2 separate regions of the Mus musculus genome follow, and region 2 is linked to region 1. A link is a loop called in an ENCODE intact Hi-C map of the cell type or tissue named here. Cell type or tissue: gastrocnemius. All regions are shown on one strand. Links, peaks and the distances in the headings refer to the core of each region. The heading gives the core; the rest is flanking DNA.

The links. A loop is a pair of places that touch in the nucleus more often than their neighbours do. Peaks named below come from ENCODE experiments on the same cell type or tissue, not always from the same donor. Only the 100,000 strongest peaks of a DNase experiment are listed, where the experiment ranks them.
Region 2: it touches region 1 in a loop (2.3-fold over the local background); 3 of 42 quality-filtered maps call a loop at or near these places.

Annotation. Positions count from the first base shown.
Region 1 is chr17:46,099,716-46,110,146 of GRCm38, forward strand. No RefSeq gene overlaps it. Among named protein-coding and RNA genes, the nearest start is that of Mrps18a, 6.1 kb to the right of the region's middle. In gastrocnemius, for the core only: a CTCF peak has its summit at 4,808; a DNase peak (open chromatin) is centred at 4,916; H3K4me3 peaks cover 686 bases; H3K27ac peaks cover 2,607 bases.
Region 2 is chr17:46,046,805-46,057,235 of GRCm38, forward strand. No RefSeq gene overlaps it. Among named protein-coding and RNA genes, the nearest start is that of Vegfa, 20 kb to the left of the region's middle. In gastrocnemius, for the core only: a CTCF peak has its summit at 1,573 (motif pointing left); no DNase peak of the experiment used is centred there; H3K27ac peaks cover 424 bases.

The DNA.
Region 1 (10,431 bases), core at 1,680-9,679:
TTTCATAGAGATCCAGGAACCCATGGGCCCTGGAAGCAATGAGTGGAATAGCCTCCTGAGGATCACCCCGTCCGCCCGTACCCGCCGCCTCTAGGCAAGCCTACAGTTTCCCAGAGGAACAGGGTAGGGCATAGGGCCCTTTGAAAGGCCAGTTGGGCAGAAAGGGGGACAAGAAGTAATCCCCATCTCCCTTGTCCTGGCAGCAGTCTCCCGATGCCCCAGGAAGAGCGAGCAGAGAAGGGTGGACTCCACTTCCTCCCCTGGGTTCCCATGTCCATGACTGTCAGCTCTTAGTAATGAAAACTGTCCTGGAGTCAAAGAAGAGACTGAAGAGAAGGGAAAGGTGGCATCCTTCCAAACATGGAGTTATGACAGTTTTATTAGCCTGTTCTCCCCCTCATGTACACACACACACATAGCACATCCCAGACACAAACACACACACACTTACATCCCAGACACAACCACACACACATTACATCCCAGACAAAACCACACAGATACACACAATCACATCCCAGACCAAGACACACACACACCACTTCCCAGACACAAACACACACACACCACATCCCAGACACAAACACACACACACACATATACACCACATCCCAGACACAAACACACACACACCACATCCCAGACACAAACACACACACACATATACACCACATCCCAGACACAAACACACACACACCACATCCCAGACACAAACACACACACACCACATCCCAGACACAAACACACACACACACACACACACATACACACCACATCCCAGACACAACCACACATACACACAGCACATCCCAGACACAACCACACACACATCACATCCCAGACAAAACCACACAGATACACACAATCACATCCCAGACCAAGACACAAACACACACACCACATCCCAGACACAAACACACACATACACACCACATCCCAGACACAACCACACACACATCACACCCCAGACAAAACCACACAGATACACACAATCACATCCCAGACTAAGACACACACACACACACCACTTCCCAGACACAAACACACACACACCACATCCCAGACACAAACACACACACACCACATCCCAGACACAAACACATACACACCACATCCCAGACACAAACACATACACACATACACACATACACACCACATCCCAGACACACACACACACACACACACACACACACACACACACATATTGCATCCCAGACAAAACCCTAGTTTTGTTATTATTACTTATTATTATTTACCATTAATGTCCTTGGAGATTGGCAAGGTGGCACATTAGTTAGACCCCGTGCTGCCGTGGCAGAAGACCTGGGTTCCAGCGCCCACATGGTGTCTGACAGCTGTCTGTAGCTCCAGCTATATGCATATACATAAAAAGAAGCTTAAAAATATTAATACCTTGACTTTCACAGCCTACCCCATTTCCACAGACAGGAAGGGCAGCTCAGGGTTGCGACTGGCCCTATCTTGGTCCTGGTCATTCAGCAGCTGCCCACAATACCCACATTCCCACTGTTACCCCTCCCATTCCCCACCAAAACCCATCTCCCCAGGTTATACTGGCTTTTGCAGTGACCTTAGGAGGTGAGGGCACTGTCCCCCAGATCCTAGTCTGTCCTCTCTGTGCCTATCCCTGCACAGTGGCGAAAGCACAAAAGAAGGATGTCATACTTTGGTTCCCTGGTGACCAGATCATAAAATTGGAGACAACCAGTACTGAGCATTTTTCTCTGAAGATGGTGTTACTGGTATCCACGGCGGTCTGAGGTTAAGCCCCAGATCCCATGGGCAGACAGAAATGTGAAAGCACATACCTCAGCCACAGAACTCCCTGGGCCTCCTCAGTCTCCTCCCTCTTCCCACTACTGTGAGACCTGTGTCTCCTGTCAGGCCTTCCAAGAGCCCTGAGGTTCTTAGAAACAGTAGCATTCACCAGCAGGCTCCTAAGACAGTCTCTCCAGCTCCTGGATGCTCATCCCTAACCTATATGCCCTAGATTTCCGATGAGGCCCACAGTAACCCACTGCCCCAGGAATGGTGAGGACTATGGTCCCTTGAGATTCAGACCAGGCCTCTCAGCAGAGCTTCCATCACATCTGTCACCAGAGGGCTCGTTCACATCCGTCCTAGCAGGTAACTCCCGGGACAGCATATCTTGCAGGAACAGAGACTGAGGCTCAGCAAGGCTAATGGACTGGCCTAGACTGGTCCAGCTGCTCAGGGGCAACTCTAGAGCTCTCAAGCCTGCCAGTTTCATGTGCTTGTCCAATATGAAGTCAGCCCCCGAAGCTCTGGGAACTAAGCCTCGCTATCCAGCTCCTGCATGCAGAATATGCTGACCCTGTCATCCCAGGCTGCAAAGACATGAAGCGGTAACAGAACCTGACTAGAACCAGATGGGGCTCTTTACAGACGGAGGAACAGGCCCGGAGGTCAGGCGCATCTGCCTCATGTTACCAGCTGGTTAGGACAGAGGCTGATTTTCAGCTCTTCAGTTGTTGTGTATTTCTCCTTGTGCATACAAGAGACAGCATCTGCCTGGTGAGCCATGTCGGACCGATTCAGGGAAGGGCGACCATTAATTCTAAATGCCGTCAGATGTCAGATAGAGCCTTTTTCCTTATACAGGAACTACAGTGGGGGGGGGGGGGGAGGGATGCAGAAACGGCTCAGGGGCTGAGAGCCTTTGTTTTTTACTCTTCCAGAGGACCCAGGTTCTAGTCCCAGCACCCACAAGATGGCTCACGAGCATCCATAACTCATTTCAGGAGATCCAATACCCTCTTCTGACCAGGCATGTATTGACAGTCAAGCACATGTTCACAGAGCATAAATATAAATCAAAATTAAATAAAATAATTCTTTGAAGAAATGCATGGGTCAGGGGAAGGGGACCTCAGATGCCAGAGAGAAGGCCCAGCATGGAAGAGGACCCAGGGTTAGCTCTCAGCACGCGTATTAGGCAGCCTGTAACTCCAGCTCCAGGGGATCCAAAGCCCTCTTCTGGCCTCTTCAGACACCACATGCATGCACGTGCACAGAAAGTAAATCTAGAAGAAAAGAATTCCATCTGGGTAACAGGAGAGAAGAATGTGACGACTCATTCGGCCTGCAAGGGACGTGGCCTTTTCAGAAAGAGCATCCAGGGAGTTGAAGACATATCCAGCACAGACTTGTTTAGACTTCAAGGGAGCTGAGCTGAGCTGTCCTCATTGTCTCTAACCGCAGGATAAGCCTCTCACTGGGCTTGGATTCTGGCCCTGCATGAGAAAACTCTCAAAGGCCACTCACTATTGACCTCCTTCGCTTGGGCAAGCCACCTTGGATGGGGCCTCCAGCCTGGCTTTCCCCAAAGCTTTAGGGATTTTTGAGTGTCCCTGTGATGACCAATCTTCATTGTCAATGTGATTAGATTTAAAAAAACAAAAAACAAAAAAACAAAAAACACCTTGGAGATGCATCTCTGGACATATTTATGAGGGCATTTCTAGAGAAATTTTAATTGGGAAGACCCACACACTGAAGGTAGGTGGGGCCATCTCTTGGGCTGGGGTTCTCAACTCAATAAAGAAAAGAGAAATGAGCTAAGCATAAACATTAATCTCTCTCTCTCTCTCTCTCTCTCTCTCTCTCTCTCTCTCTCTCTCTCTCTCTCCCAGGCTAGCATTGAACTCTCAGAGATCCACCATCCACTGCCTCCCAACCTAGATTGCTTTTGATAATTGCCAAGGCAACAAGAAACACACGGCCTGGGGTTGCAGCTCACTGCTTCCAAGTGTCTGTGCTTGTTTTCCTTGTTGGGGCAGCGGAGCCGAATATCCTAGCACAGAAATTAGCCCTTTTCACTTTTTAAAGAACCCATCAGACAGTGTGTTTGAGCTGCATGGATCTTGTCCGATTTCACGGTAACAACAACAACAAACCATTAAGCACACACCTGTAACTTCTGCACGCAGGAGGCTAAGACTGGGTGGATGATAGCAAGACTGAGACCAGCCTGAGGCAGAGGAGACCTCATCTCAAAAGAAAATGTTAGCCCCTAAAGCTTAAAGTAACAGATATGGTGGCTGGCACAGACCTCCAAGCCCAGACGCGTGAGTTGGAGGCAGAAGGATCGAAAATTCAAACTTATCCTCAGCTACTAAGTTGAGGTAATCTGGGTTCCTGAGACAAGGTCTCAAAAGTAATTAATTAATTAATTAGCATCTAGGTGTGGTGGCTCATCCTTTTAATCCCAGCCCTTGGGAGGCAGAGGCAGGAAGATCTCTCTGAGTTTGAGGCTAGCCTGAACTACATGCCTACATAGAAAGTTCCAGGACAGCCAGACCTACTTAGAGAAATTCTGTCTCAAAAAAAATTTTTTAATTAAATAAAAAATAATTAATTTAAAAAATTTTAAATCAGAAAAAAGTGTCAACTCCACAGACAGCATATAGTACCTGCTTGCTGGATGCCCACTGAAGAAGATGGGAGAATGGATGAAAATAATGTTTCCAAAAGAGTCAGAGCAGTCCAAAGAAGGAAGCAACAGAAACCCTCAGGAGAAGAGGGTGATGTCACCAGGACTCTAGACAGAACCTAGCCGTTTCCAGATCCCTAGAGGGACAAACACACTCGTACATTTTGTCTGGACAAAGAGAGGTCCATTAGTCCTCCTCCTTTTGTATGTGTCCCCTCTCGTCATCGCTGTTGTGCGCGACCAAGTAAGGGCTCTTTGAATGAGTTCTCCACACTAGCACTTGATTGAGAGGCTGCAGCTCCATCAGGAGGCCGCTGGCCTCTATGAAGGGCCGTGGGAACATGCAGCCAGGCGAGCCCGTGGCAGCCAGGTCCTGGCTGTTCCCCCAGTCCAGCTGTCTCCACAGCTTGAGGTGCAGTCCTGTCCCTCCCCTGCACAAAACCAGTGAACGGAAGGGCAGCCCGGCTGAGGGTGAAACTAGACCCTCCTTGGGAGGCGCCAATCTCAGTTCCTGGCCTGGGCCGGGCAGGCCACGTGTTGTTATGGTTGAGTCGACCAGCTGGGAATTGGCAGGGGGGTTGTAAGGAAACCACATTAATTAGGAGAAAGCAAACAGGACTGTCACTGCTGGGCAGTCCTTTCCCCTGCGTTCCCTCACAGTCTGCTCCCACCAGGGTATCAGTACCAGATCGGTGCTCCGTCTTCCCGCCCTTTTCCTGTGTCTTCCTTGCCAGGGTCACAATTGTGTGACTGTTGGCTCTGACCCCTCTTCTTGGGTGAAGTGGGAGGAAGGCCAGACTAACCCATCTATCCGTAGCCGGACCGAACTTCCTTCCCTGATGGCACAGCTGGCAACCCCTGGTTGCCCAGCTCTTCCCCTCTCAGCTGAGACTGTGTTCTGGTTTGGTGGCAGCAATCAGCTCAGTTCTGTCACAAATTCAAGTTTTCATTGGCAAAAATGAACACATCCCAGTTTATCTACCATGGATGGGTCCCCAAAATCTTCCTTGGGAAGGTTTACCCGAGATTTAGATGACCTCCAGAGAGCAAGAGAGTTGGCCCAGTTATTAAGAGAGCATTCTGCTCTTGCAAGGGACCTGAGTTTGAATCCCCAGAATCCAAATCAGGTGACTCATAACTACCTATAGTCCCAGCTCTTGGGGGATGTGCACTCTCTTCTGGCCTCTTCAGGGGCCTGTGCTCATGTACACGCATCCACACGTGGATGTGCACACATGCACAGGATTTTAAACCTTTAGATTATCTCCAGAGTGAAGAGGCTGAGTTCAGGGAGAAGTGTGAGAGGAAGAAGAAATGTCTCCCTGGGTGGGGATTGGGAGAGATGCTCTGGGCCAGTTGTGTCAAGTGTCAGCAGAGGTTCTGCAACCTCAGTCCTCTTGAATATGTGCATATAGAGTCACGGCTGCTCTGTGAGTCCCAGGAGTACTATGACAATTGGAAAGAGTTACCCAGGGGCTGGTGAGATGGCTCAGTGGGTAAGAGCACCCGACTGCTCTTCCGAAGGTCCGGAGTTCAAATCCCAGCAACCACATGGTGGCTCACAACCATCTGTAACGAGATCTGATGCCCTCTTCTGGTCTGTCTGAAGACAGCTACAGTGTACTTACATATAATAATAAATAAATCTTTAAAAAAAAAAAAAAAAAAAAAGAGTTACCCAGATGTGCTAGCACATGATTTTAATCCCACAGCTCGGGAGACAAAAAGCAGGCAGATCTCTGTGAGTTCAAGGCCAGCCTGGATTATATAGTGAGTTTGAGGCCAGGAACATAGGAACATAGGGAAAAAGAAGAGGAGGAGAAGGAGGAGGAGGACGAGGAGAAAGAGGAGGACAAGGACGAGGAGAAAATAGTTCCCCTGTGCATACAGGTGCCTTTGCCAACAGTCCCAGAAATTCTGACTCATGAAAAAATTCCGTTCTTGGATGGGAGCTACCATTTTTCAGCCTGTAGAAGAAAACCCTTCCTGTCTTTGATTCCACAGACAGCGCAGCTGTGTAGTCAACAAAACATCCCTGCATCCCCAACTAAGAACGACGTATAGTAGACTAACTGATGGATAGGAAAGGTTGTGTTTAGAGTGAGAAGATAGACCTTAGAAAATAAGTTTGAATTAAGTCAGGCATGGTATCTTGTCATCCCAGGAGACACAAGTTTGAGACCAGCATGGGCTAATTAATGAATTTAATACCAGTCTGGCCAAAATAGCAAGATTCTGTCAAAAAGGGAGAGGGAGGGGGGAGAAAAGAGAGTTGGTTTGAGTTGAAAGTAAGCCAAAAACCTCCGGTACGTTATAGAAATTTCCAGACAATGACATAGTACATATCCATTAAAAATGTCATCAAAGAAGCAGAGTGGTGGTGGCATGTGAGACACAAAGGCAAGTGGATCTCTGTGAGTTGGAGGCCAAGCTGGTCTACAGAGTGAGTTCCAAGACAGCCAGGGCTACATAGAGAAACCCTGTCTGGAAAAAATATAATTTTAGGGGCTGGAGAGATGGCTCAGTGGTTAAGAGCAATGACTGCTCTTCTAGAGGTCCCGAGTTCAAATCCCAGTAACCACATGGTGGCTCACAACCACCTGTAATGTAAATCAGATGCCTTCTTCTGGTGTGTCTGAAGATGGCTACAGTGTACTCATATACGTAAAATAAATAAAAATTTTTTAAAGTATTTTTTAAAAATGGAATCAAAGAGAGGCAGTTGGCACATACCTATAATCCTAGCAGTTAGGAAGCAGAGCTAGAATGTTTATGAGTTCAAATCCAGCCTGATCTATGTAGCAAAGTCCATGTTAGCCTGGACTCGGTGAAACTCTGCCTCAATAAATAGATAAGTAGATGACAAAATTGAGGTCAATGTGACCAGATAGAGATTCCAGAAAACAGAATGGCTAAAGAACAGGGAAGGGAGAGTGGGCTCCTCATGCCTCGGTCTATGGTAGTTTTTTTTCTAAATGGTGTTAGGTCAGTAAGACACTACTATGGTAGAAAGTGAGTGTTTTAAATATTTTTATTTTACTTATGATGATGAAGGGGTGTGTGTGTGTGTATACACAAGCAATAGAGAAGAGTACACATGCACACAAGCATGTGTCACAGTAAGCGTGGGGATCAGAGGACACCTTTTAAAAGTTGGTTCACTCCTATCTTTATGTGGTTTCCAGGGATTGAAGTGAGGTCATCAGGTTTGCAATGTGCTGCAATGGCTACCGTCAACCTGAACAGAAAACAAGCCGGTAAACAGCCTCCCCCCAACAGACTGCTTCAGTTCCCGCTTGGGCTCCTACCTAGACTTCTCTCTGCAAACTGTAAAACAAGTCCCTTCCTCCTCAAGTTGCTTTTAGTCCTGGTGTTTATCACAGCAGCAGAAAGCCAACCAGGACATGTGACAAGCTCTTTTACCCATTAAACCACCTTGGTGGCCCAGAAAATGAATCTCAGACCACACGGCAAAACAATTCCAGATGAATTGAAGATCTAATTATAAAGGCTTTGCAAGAAAACATAGGAGATTATTTTCATGACCTTAAAAGAGAGGTAAGGAAACAAGCTGGGTGGGTGGTGGCACACGCCTTTAATCCCGGCACTTGGGAGGCAGAGGCAGGCAGATTTCTGAGTTCGAGGCCAGCCTGGTCTACAGAGTGAGAGAGTGAGTTTCAGGACAGCCAGAGTCACACAGAGAAACCCTGTCTTGAAAAACCAAAAAAAAAAAAAAAAAAAAAAGAAAGAAAGAAAGAAAGAAAGAAAAGAAAAAGCGACCAGGGGGCTAGAAAGATGGCCGTGTGGTTAAGAGCACTTTCTGCTCTTACCAACATCTAGAGTTTGGTTCCCAGTATCCATGTGGTAACTCAGTCATCTCTAACTCCAGTTCCAGGGGATCATATACCTTCTGGCTTCTGCAGGCACCGGGCACACACATGGTGCACATACATATGTGCAGGCAAAAACATTCATACACATAAAATGAAAATAAATTTTAAATATATGTATTTAATACCAATGTATCCAAAAAACATATAAATGTAAAATGAGCACAAATCCTGAATAGATAACTTACAAAATAGGATATCTACATGGTTTATAAACATATGAAAAGCTATTCTCATTAGACATCATATGAATGTAGAAGAAATCCTCAATGAACTCTGGCTATATACTAACCAGAGGGACAGATGAAATCTACAAAAGAAAAAAAAATCAAACATTGACAAGGTTTTGGAGCAACTGGAGTTCCCACATAGAGCCAGTACCGGAATAAACTGGTGCAGTCGCCATAGGAAGCTTCCAGGCACGTTCTACCACAGCTGAACATATGTGTACCCTAACAGCTCCATCACTAGAATATGCCAGAAAGTTTGCTCTCTGTGAGGTTTGCCAAAAGGCATGCTTGTCCCAGCACTATGTGTAATGGTCCCACGTGGGGATGATCCAAACAGAGAAAAGGATATTTAAAATGATATGCATTCTAAGAAAATACTTTATAAAGGTCAAATCAGGAAAATGTTGTTTGTGGTGCCAAAGATTGAGAAAATAGCTATCCTTGGGAGGAGTGACTGGGAGGATGTACAACTTAGTGTCCTAGAGTGTTGACTGTGTTCTACTTGTTAGCATGGAAAATAGACTTATTCTATGGAAATTCATCAAGCTGTCCACTGAAGATTGGTGTACTTTACTTACATGCTTAATTCTTTAATTTTAAAAATAGGTTGTGTGTGTGTGTTTAAAGAAATTTTTGAAGACACATGCACACTTTTAATCTCAGCCTTTGGGAGGCTAGCCTGGTCTATATAGCAAGTTTTAGGACGGCCAGTAAAACCCTGTAGCTAGCTAGCTAGCTAGCTAGCTAGTTAGTTAGTTAGAACCTCTTGAGCAAAATATGGTGGCACAAAATTGTTTTGTCATGTAGGAGCTAATAATAAACAGGCTCAGAAAAACAAGATGGCTCACAACAAAGAGCATGAATGAATGAATAAACATGAACCGTGGTGATTTCCTTGTTCAAGATAATTGGTGCTCACCTCAGGATTCTCTGTTGTATTTATTCCTTTTTCCTTCATTTTTTTTCTACTATGACCAGGTTACCTGTTTTCTTTTAACCTGTCTTTATAGAAAATGAAAGCTGGTTTTGAAAATATCATTTACCATTTTCTTCATTCATTCATTCATTCGTTCGTTCGTTTTAGAAACTGTCTTTTTCCTCTAGCTTCTTGCCATTTGATTTAAGCAGAACAGCCCAGAAACACTCAGTTCAGTTCCAGCCCATTCAGTGGCCTGAGCAGTGGGAACCCAGTGCTGGCCGGGCTCTCCAGCCTTCAGTAGGAAACTGCTGGACAGGCACAAGGAGGACATGCACACCCCTCAGTCTGCCACCTCTGGTGGAGCAGCAGTGAACCCAGGAGCCAGGGTGACCCATACATCCTTCAGTTCCTCCTTTCCACAGCCTTTTCATTGGCTGCGTGCTCTTTCTTCTATGTCTCGTCAGGGTCTCTGTAGGGGGAGAGATCAGGCATGACCGCCCATGGATGCTCACACAAGGTGTACATCCATGGGAAGAACTTAATGGGTCAGAATCCACTACATCACCCCCAACTGAGTGAGCTCCCTTTTATGATGCATGGGCTAACTGATTGTTTCCAGCTGAAAGGCCACATCTCTCAGCTTCCCTTTCAGACTACGAAGTCATTTCTACTCCTGTAAGGGGCTGTTGCCCATCTTCCCTTGCTGAGAATAAGCATTGTCCCTGCTAAGGACAAACTGAGCCTCTCTTTCTGTCTCTCTACAGCTGCCTTTAAATAACCTAGCATAATGGTGGTGCAGCAACCCGGGCTTTGACACCAAATGTTAGATCTCTTAGGCAGTGTAGGGAGACAGAAGACCGAAAAAGAGGCTAAAGCCTTTTCTCCGCAGAGAGGTCTGTTCATTCCAAAACAGTGAAG
Region 2 (10,431 bases), core at 1,001-9,000, 54 kb before region 1:
TGCAGAGCCATCTCTCCAGCCCCTAAAAAAAAAAAACAAAAAAAAACAAAAAACGTTTTGCAAAGAATGTCTAAATGACTAAGGAGAGCAGTGAGGGATTGAAGTCAGACAAGTCTCGTGGGCCTGCTGTGAAACTTGACATTTGGTTCTAAGCATGGCAGGTAGAGTCTAAGATGTCCTTCAAGATCTACCCCAGACAGCACCCATTTTTATTTTCACGGGGCTCTAATTTTGATAGATTCACCCCTGAGGTTATGTTTGTTTTATTTGGTACAGTTGAGTAACCGTGAGCAGGAATGGTGGCACTTGTCTTTAACCCCAGTACTCCAGAAGCAGAGGCAGGCAGATCCAAGGACTACTGGCTTTCTAAGCTGGCTAGGACTCTATGTGAGACTGGGGGCGGGGGGCAGGGAGGCTGTCTCCACCGATATCATCTTGGCTGTTTAAAGAAGAGGAGGTTAGAAGCAGGGAATCTGACAGGGTGCAACTGCCCTGCTGGCTTCTAGATAGAAGGGCTATGTGGTGGAGGTGTAGATAGCCTTTAGGAGCCGCAGGTAGCCCTGGATGGGAGCAGTAGGAAAAACAGTTCCAGCTGCCGTCACAGAGGACACCAGCCACAAAGAAGAGCAAGCTTGCAGGCTGGAGCTGAAGCCCAGTGGTAGGGAACCCACCTACTACCAGCCAGGCCTGGGTTCAATCCCCAGACCAGGAGGCAGGAAGGGAAACTCAAAAATGGGTGGCCTCATAGAACCTCCAGACAAAAAGTCTGTCCAGGCCACACTTCGATATCAACCTGCGAGACCCTCCCTGATCAGAAAGCCCCATCACAGGGTGCCAGACTTCTGGCCCACAGAACAGTTACATGGCCTGAGATCAGATTCAACTGTTTCAAAACAGAAACCAAAAGACCCTATGTGAGAAGTCACAGACACCTGTAATTTTAAAGAGATTTTTTTAGTTCGATTTATGTGTCTGTAATGTGTGGCTACCACATGTGTACAGGTACCGGAGGAGGTTCCTGGAGCTGGAGTCACAGGCAGTCGTGAGCCACATGCTATGGGTGCTGGAACCTGAGCTCTGAGCCTGTGAAAATGAACAAACGTGCCTCCAACCCCAGAGCCATCTCTTCAGCCTCATTTACGAATTTTTTTAAAAGTGAGTTTTGTTTTTATATCTTCCCCCATAGCTAAAAAGCTTCCATAATGGTCCACATGTCTGTAAGAGCCCTCTTCATAGACAGACATCCAGCAAGTAGCCCACAAAGAGGTAAACATTTTTGACCATAGGCAAGTTGCTTGCCCAGCTTCTGGAGGTCATGAAGGACTGCTGATATTCGAGTAAGTTCTTTAAGCAAAACTCAAATCTCATGTCACATGTGGAAGCATCAGCTTATAATCCAGAACTCAGACAGTCAAAGCAGAGCCAAGAGTGTGGAACCAACCAAGGCTACGTAGTGAGACCATGTAGAAAGAGGGCTGGCTATGACTCAGTAGTTCAGAAGACCAGAGTTTGGGTTCCACACTCACATAATGACTCACGACCATCTGAAAACCCAGTTCTAGGAACTATGATGCCCTCTTCTGGCCTCCATAGGTACTGCACACACACAGTGCACATAGCATGCACACACACACACAAAATAAAATAAAAACTATTTTTCAAAGAGAAAAAAGGAGAAGAGAGAGAAAGAAAGGAGGAGAGGGGGAAGGAGGGCATAAGGAAAGACAGAAGGGAAGGGAAGAGAAAGGTGAGCAGAAGGGAGCCGGGCGTTGTGGTGCACGCCTTTAATCCCAGCACTTGGGAGGCAGAGGCAGGCGGATTTCTGAGTTCGAGGCCAGCCTGGTCTACAAAGTGAGTTCCAAAACAGCCAGGGCTATACAGAGAAACCCTGTCTCGAAAAACAAAAACAAAAACAAACAAACAAACAAACAAAAGATGAGCAGAAGGAAGAGAAGGCAAAAGAGGAGAGAACGAGATGATTGCATTCTACACTCTAATTTGGTCTCTCTATGTAGCTCAAGCTGGCATTGCATTCCTGCCTCAGCCTTTGTCAACCATGGCAGTGTGCAGATGCAGCAGGATGGCATGGACTCACTTTCTAAGCCGAGCACAGCCCCATCAGACTTCTGTCTCTCCTGCCACCATTTCCCAAGTGCCTGTGCTCCATCCTGGTGACGATACTTGGTTGCTCCCTCTCCCACCTTTTGCATATGATGAAAATCACAGGATCAGCCAGCAGATCCATCCGTGGTGCACCCTGTGTGCGAGCATACAGAGGCAAGAGATTGATGCCAGCTGTCTTCTTCTGCCATTTTCCCCTGAGCCTGAAGCTTACTACTTCTCCTCGACTGAATGGTCAGGAGGCTTCCAGGGTCCACTTACACATGTATGTGTGAAATGCACACACACTGGCCCCAGGACTGCATTTACAAACGCATACTTCTGCATTCTGCTTTACACTGATGCTGGGCATCTAAACTCAGGTCCTCATGCACACACATCAAACACTTAATCTATTTCACCACCGTGTCCCCAGCGCAGCCATTGTTTTTGAGATAGATCCTCACACTGCAACCCACACTAGCCTGGGACTCTGTATGCAACCCGACTTAGCCTAGACCTCACAATGGTCCTGCTTTTCGGTGTCTCTGATGCTGGGATTACAGGTGTGAGTTTCTATAACCTCCTGACTTTTATCAATTTCATGGCCTTAATGCTCCAAGACCAGTGCCAAAGAGAAGCCTGGAGCAGCCCCCAAGAGGTTTGGTGGTAGAGAAGTGGAAAGTTGTTTCCAGATCCAGTTTCCCCTACTTAGTTTGTACTGTGGTCCCCCCTAAAGTCCCAGGAGGGAACCAGCTCACGTCCCTCTCTTCCTCCAAACTGCAGTCCACAGCTTCCTGGGGCCCAAGAGGGGAGGCTGGTGATGGAAAGGGAGGAAAGGAGGAAGCTGTATAGAGCTCTGGTGGGGGCGTGGGGCTCTCTGGCATCCTGGGGGAGTCTTCCTCCTTAATTGCTGCAGTCCTCCAGCTGTTATCACTAACAAGAAATTAAAAAGCATCCTGCCCCCTGCCCCCTGCTCCTGCCCTCACTGCTCGAAAATGCTTCCTCAGAGGAGCCCCACGGAGGCTTCTGCAGAGACTCAGTGTGGCCACCCCCCCCCATACACACACACTGAGAAATGAGGTCAGGGAGTGAGAATGGGCCCCAGCCATCCATTTCTGCTACCACCAGGTCCTGATCTTATATACCATGTCTCATAATGCCCACAGTTCTTCTGGAACTCATCGAATTTGGAATTTAGGGGAAAGATCCCTGGGATCTGCAACTGCTCTAGACTCAGCAAGAGACTAGAGAAAAGCAAGAGGAGATAGGTCAGTAATCAAAGCAAATGGGATTTCAGCCTGGAGAAGAGCCTCCAGCTGCCCTGGGGTTCCCTGCTCTAAGAATCATAGCCCCTTGCTTTGGATCAGTGTGATAGCAACGTGTCCTCTGCTTGCTTCTCCAGCCTCCGCGCCCGTCTTAGGTAGAACTCTAGGGCAAATGATAACTTTCTGTTCAAATGGACCTGCAGCACCTACATATCGGAAATGAGTAGCATGGCTCTGTCTGCCTTATCCCCCATCTTTCCTCCAAGTCTTCCCAATGAATGACTGTGTTCTACCATCCCCCCCACACACACACACAGCCCCACCAACACCCCATGCTTCCTGTTAAGTCATGTCACCTAGATAAGGGACGAGCCCCCCAGTGAACCCTCTAAATTATGACGCTGGAGTGAACTCTTGGCTCACACAGTTGAGTGAAAGACGCGCCTGCGTGCTTCTGGCATTGTTCATGCAAAGTTGGGTCGGTACCATGGAGATTAATAATATGCAGTTTCATTTCGAATTGTGCCTGACTTCAGCCGACATTGTCGTCACAGATATTGTCCCCAGTGGTGGATTACCTGTCATGTAATCACTGTTCTTTAGACTTTTCTGAAGGTGTTTACTGTTAAAAACAGGGTTTTCTAGCTTCAGATCATCAGGAATCTTGAAACTGTTGCTGGGGTGTATACCTATAACCCCAGCTCTCTGCAGGTGGGAGCCGGAGGGTCAGGAGTTCAAGGCTGATTAGCCTTGGCTAAGTGTCTCCAAAAGAAAAGAGGGTTGGGAAGGTTGCTCAATCCATAAAGTGCTTACCACGAATGCATAAGGACCTGTGTCCAATTCACAGAACCCATGGAAAAGCTGGTTGCCCTGACACGTGACTGTGATGCCAGCCCCGAGGATTCGGACAGAGAGAGGAAGATTCTGAGAGCTAACCGGCCAGGTCCGTCTATCCGAGACAGGGAACTCCAGATCCCGCGAGTGATCCTAGCAGATCCCATGGTGTGACCCTAGCTCAGAGCTAAGGTGAAAAGCAATCGGCACAGTCCTCAGATCTCCGCATTCATGGGTGTGTACACAGAAGAAGAGGGGGGATTTCAACCTGAACACAGCCAATGGTTGCCTATCTGTCATACACACACGCATATACACACTCACGGTCTCGTGAGTATTCAGTCCTGGCAAGTCTTCTGTACATCCATTTTTTACATAAATTAGACTCATTTTTGCATCAGAGGATAAATGAAGCAGGTATCTGCCTGGCAGCTATGTCAAGAGGGGAAAGTTTGAAGACTTGCCTAACGAGGGTGTCATCAGCTCTCCCTGCCTGTGGACAAGGGTTACTCTGGAGCATAGTCTGACACGTGTGTGTGCCCGCTCACTACTCGCCAGGGCTGCTGGCAAGCCTGAGTCAGGGCTGAGTTTATGTAAGTCAGTCTTACGTAAGCCTATACCTATCAAGTCTTGGAAGGTATGCTGTGCAATAAATAGTTGAGATTATGACTCTGAGCTTAATGTGGGGGTACCTGATATGACAAGACTGCTCTTAAAAATAATTTACCCATTCTCAAACTTCAGCTCACGCAGAGTGCCTGTGTGTGCCCAGCCCTGTGGAGAAGCTGTCAGGCAACTAAGAGATGTTATAAGCTGTCCCTGCCTTAATGAAGCCTGGAACAGAGTCCCAGAAAAGTGCGGGGACTCTTGCCTTTCTAAACCCCTTCTTCCCCAAACATGGCCATCCCCCCTGGCAAAATGAAAGATCCTCTCACTGTCCCCAGCACTCTCACAAAGGAGCAATCCTCTTCTTTGACAGATGCCCCTTCCCTTGTTACTGATGTTCGGTTTTGACCATGTCTAACGTGTCTAACAACTCCTTTGTGTCCCCCTCTACCATTCACTCCCCTGCCTCCCCAGTATCTTTGGAGAGCCTTCAGTGCTTCCAAAATGCTGTCTGTGCCCCAGCTCTCCTCCCCCAAACAACCCGGGGGGGGGGCACGGCTGGGGTGGGGGAGGGGTTGGGGAGTGGTATTGCCATCTGCATCTTCTCAGAAGTCAGCCTCCCCCACTTCCCATCTGAGTTGGGAGGGGGAAACTGCTGAGTCAGGATATTCCTGACACTCCCTCCCCTCCCCCAGGCAGGACCAAATGTCACACACCCTGCCTGAGTGACCAGCCTCACCACAGTGTCTAGTCTCAGCTCAGAGGCTGCTTTCCCCACACAGACCCCCCTCATATCCAAGAGGATGCTCAAGGAGGCGGGGCATGGGGGCCTGGCCTTCAAGACCTTGCTTGGACTCCTAGTGAGGTATCACACTACTTCCTGCCATTCCAATCTCCCTCCCTCATCCCTAGTTCCCTCTCCCCCAACCACCTCACTCAGAAAACCTGGTGTCACTGACCAGGAGAGAACTAGAAAGCTGGGGCAATCAGGACCAAACCCTGACTGAGAATCTACACATACACCTGTGTGGGGTACACCTCTGTAGTGCAATGTTTGGGGTACCTCCACTGTGCAGAGGGAAGCCTCAAGAAAGATGTGCAATCCCAAAGCAGCCTATTCTGACAAGAGAGCCTTCCCTCTCTTCAAGGTGCTCCTCATCTGCTGGGGGACACCACCTAGAAAGGGGAGGAGGCTGCTCTCTCACTGAGGGGGACACATAAAGCAGCTAGAACTCACCGTCTACAACAAAGCCCCTAGTGGTCCTGAAAGGGTGGACAAAGGCAGTGGATGGGAGTGTCTGAACTAGGTAAGGGAAGCCGTCCCAAAGCAGGGCTGATGGTCGGAGGCATGGGGCTATTCTGAAGGCCCAAGGCTGAGCAAAGAAGACAAGACCTGTGGACAGGCCAAGGTCAAAACCCCAAGGCAAGGCCTGCCTAGAGAATGGATAAGCCATGAACAGGGAGGAGAGGGTCCTGTTTCTTCCTGGTGACCATGTTGCTGTCCAAAGTGACAGCAGCCACAGAAGGCCTGTGCTGCTCAGTCCAAAGACCTCCTCCTCAACCAGCAGTGTGAGGCCTTGAGTAACCTGTGTGACTGAACAGGGTCTGTGATCAGCAGGCTCCCAAACTTGACCTAATGCCATCCATCAAGAGACCAACATTCTCATCTGCACTGGGACACCGACCCCAGAGCCTTTTCTATCTGTAGCTCTGTGGTCTGTTTCTCTCTAGAGAAGAAAGTTAAGAGTGAAGGAAAGAAACGGGAGAGCAAGAAGACAGCCTGACTCCCCACCCCCAGGTCACAGGGCGGTGACTGCCCGGAGCTCTGACTCCCTGCACACCCAGGTCCAGGGCCTGACCCTTGGCAGCCCACTCAGCCCACAAATGGCCTCCTCCCTTGGAGAGCCCAGCAGGGTGGTTTCACAACTGTGTGTGTTTGATGGAGCCTGTTCTTGGAAAGCCAGGGACGGGACAATTCAGTTCTGGGTGTTGGAGAGCCCTGGGCCCCTGGGGTCTGCAGTTGAACAATAAACAGGCATAAGTCTGCCTGGTATGTGCGTGGAGGGGCACAAGGTTAGCCAGTGTTGTAAGTCTGGGGTTGGAGGAGCAAGGCCCTCACTATGAGTTTACCACACAGCACAAGTCCTTCAGGGGGTATCACAGTCTGTTCCCGCTAGAGAGGCTGCAGCTGAAGCAAAAGGAAGATGCTAAGGACATTTAGCACAGCCAACTGAAAGAGCCCTTAGGGCAGGGCCACTCCATGGTCCATCACAGCATCTGGCTCCTCAATAGCATGTAGTACAGGTTAGGAACTACAGACCTGACACAGTATCCTTAGAGACAAGTGAGTTATCCTTCCAAAGCTAGGGTCTGACCAGGGAAGTATGGATCACAGGCAAGAGAGAAGCCCAGGCCAGACCTGGTGACACAGGCCTGTCAACTCAGGTACTCAGGAGGCTAAGGCAGGAAGATCAAAAGTTCAAGGCTTGCCTGAGCTATAGAGCAAATTCAAGGTCAGTCTAGATGACTTAGACCCTATCTCAAAATAAAAAGCATATTTTTAAAAAGGGGGCTGAGGTTGTAACTCCGTGGTAGAGCATTTGTCTAGCATAAGTAAGGCCCAATATGTAATCCCTAGTATATGAGAGGAGAGAGAGAGAGAGAGAGAGAGAGAGAGAGAGAGAGAGAGAGAGAGAATGTTATATCCTATGTACTCTGGATAATGAGGCATAAATTCTAGGCCTTTTTTTTTTTTTTGTTCCCTGCTGGTGTAGGTAAGAAAGATCTAAGGGCAGGGCTACCCCAGTGGCCCACCATAGAGCCTGGCTCTCCAATAGTGTGTCGGGATGATCAGCAAAGGAGAGGGGTCTAAGCAACGAGCAAGGAGGGACGGCCACCTACTGTTCAAGCTGATCCACAGAAAAAAGGCCCTGTCTCTCAGCCAGGACCAATGTCTCTCTGACATTCCATCTCGAACAGCCAAGCCTGGGTGCTCTTCACAGGAAAGGCCAGCCTGACCTGGGGCACTGAAGGCGGGGACTCAGAGGCAGTGATTTGACAGGTGTAGGTGAACGCTGGTTAATTAACTAGCAACTGAGGCCAAAACCTGCCTTTCTACACACCCCCTCCTAGCATCTCCAAAGGTCCACAGGTTTTACGTACATTTTGGAGTTTCCAAGCTGTCTCCCGTCCTTGCCTGACCCCTCTACCTCCAACCCTTCAAGTTCTCAAAGATCTCAGAACGATGCAAGACTCAACTCACAACTGGCTCAGTCTCTGTGTGCTCTCTCTTGCTGTGCATGGACACCTTGACCAAAAGCAATCTGAGGAGGAAAACCCATTTCCGCTTCCAGGGAGGCCAGGAGCGGAGGCTGGAGGCTGAAGCAGAAACCATAGAGGAAACACACGACAGTGTCAGCCAGGTGTGGTGGAGCACACTGTTAAGCCCAGCACTGGGGAAGCAGAGGCAGGCAGGTCTCTTGAGTTCGAGGCCAGCCTGATCTACAGATTGAGTTCCTGGACAGGACTATGTATATATGAAGAGACCCTGCCTCTAACAAACAATAAAAAGTAAAACAGGTAAGACAGCCTCTCTCTCTCTCTCTCTCTCTCTCTCTCTCACACACACACACACACACACACACACACACAAGCACAGCCGATCCAATGGAAGTAATTCTTCACCTGAAATTTCCTCTTCCTATGCTATTCCGGTTTGTGTCAGGTTGATGATTTAAAAAAAAAAAACAAAAAACAAAAAACATGCCGGGCATGGTGGCATGGTGGCGCATGCCTTTAATCCAAGCACTTGGGAGGCAGAGGCAGGCAGATTTCTAAGTTCGAGGCCAGCCTGGTCTACAAAGTGAGTTCCAGGACAGCCAGGGCAACACAGAGAAACCCTGTCTCAAAAACAAAACAACAACAACAAAAACAAAACAAGTAACACACCAACAGACTTTCATGTGCATATGAAATCTATGTACCAAAAACTGTGGTAGCCATGAATCCATACGCGAAGGGGAGGCTCAGCAATTAAGAGCACGTGCTGCTCTTCCCGAGGGCCAGAGCTTGGTTCCCATTCCCTATGTCAGGCAGTGCGACAGCTCCAGTCTTCAAGAGCACTCACATGCATGTATGCATATGCGGACACAAACACAGATGTATATGCGTAAATAATTTTGCTTAAGAGTTGACATTCAATGAACCAAGTTCCTCATGTACCAGGAACCGCATTGCTGGCTCTGCACGTCTAATAACGTCAAGTGTTCTAAGTAAACAGCATTGGCTGCAGGGAGGGAGGAATGTGTACAAGAGAGACGCTGATGAAAATGTTTTTAACTTTAGTTCGATTCTCTGACACACATTTTTCACATTCTCCCACATCTCTGAAATCAGGATGTCCCTTGCAACCAGTAACAAGAAGGCACTGTGTCATAGTTTAGTTAGGCAGCCTGCATCTGGTTTGGATAAAATATACCATCTAGGCAAACTAACTATGCTTTTTCAACTGACAGTGGGTGACACATGGAACCTGTATTGTGGATTTCAAGTTTGTGGGGGCACCGGGGTGTAGAGCATGTGTCATCCATCAATCTGAGAGTTTTCTGGGGAAGAGGCCCTTTCCTCCCCAGAGCTCTGCCACAGCCCAAGCCTAGCACAGCCAGCCCCAAACCCGGGCTGATGGAAGCAAAGGAAACTGTGAGCCTCCACTGAAGCCCTTCTCGTTAGAGAAGGAAGAACCCAGGGAGAAGCCATTCCCTGCAGCCCCCAGGGGGAATAGAGGTGAAAGGGAAGGGGAGGATTGCCCCACTCCTCTCCAGGAACCTCAGGCCAATGGAAACATGCTGGCTGGCTTCAGTCACTCGGCGACCAGCCATCCGGGCTAACTAGGAGCCAATTGTAAACCCAGCACAAATGCCGGCCTAGCCTCTTCCAACTTAGGCTGTGTTTACCTGCCAAAACATGCCCCCATTGGCCTTGCCCTCTGCCCTCCGGCTGGCCCAGGCAGGGCAAAGGCTTAAAATGCCAGCCCCAGTGTAAAGCTAAGGAAGCCGATCTCTGAAGCCCTATGTGACCCACCCCGGGCTGAGCAGTTCCCTGAACCTGCCCTCTGGGCCCCACCAGGAGGCAGGGGATCTCCAGGGGCAAGGGGGTAAGAGGAAGGGAGAAGTGGCTTGTGCCAGGGACTCTCCTACTTGGTCAGAGATTGCCACCACCTCCTTCTCTTTGCCCTCTTTTCCCAGGACTCATTCATCCAGTTAAAGGCCTGTCTTCTACTTCCTATACATTTGTCCTGGAATCTGAGGGGCTCATAAACGTTCGCCGACCACTACAACAGATGCCTAAACTCAGAGAGATAATGCCTTGTCCCTCCTAGCCTGACCTGGGGGTGGGGCCTCTTTATTTAGGGGATGCGAGTCCTTCCTTATCCTTTAGGATTAGTGTCTTCCTTAACAAGGTCCAAGACTAGGGTTCAAGGACTAGGAAAGGAAGCTTTCTTTAGACCTGGGTAGGGAGATGCACTTCAGCCCATGCTGCCTTGGTCCTTCCTGCCCACTCCCTGCCTTGGGAGGTTAACTACTAGACCCTGCTAGGGTGCAAATGGGAGCCTAAAAGAACAGTT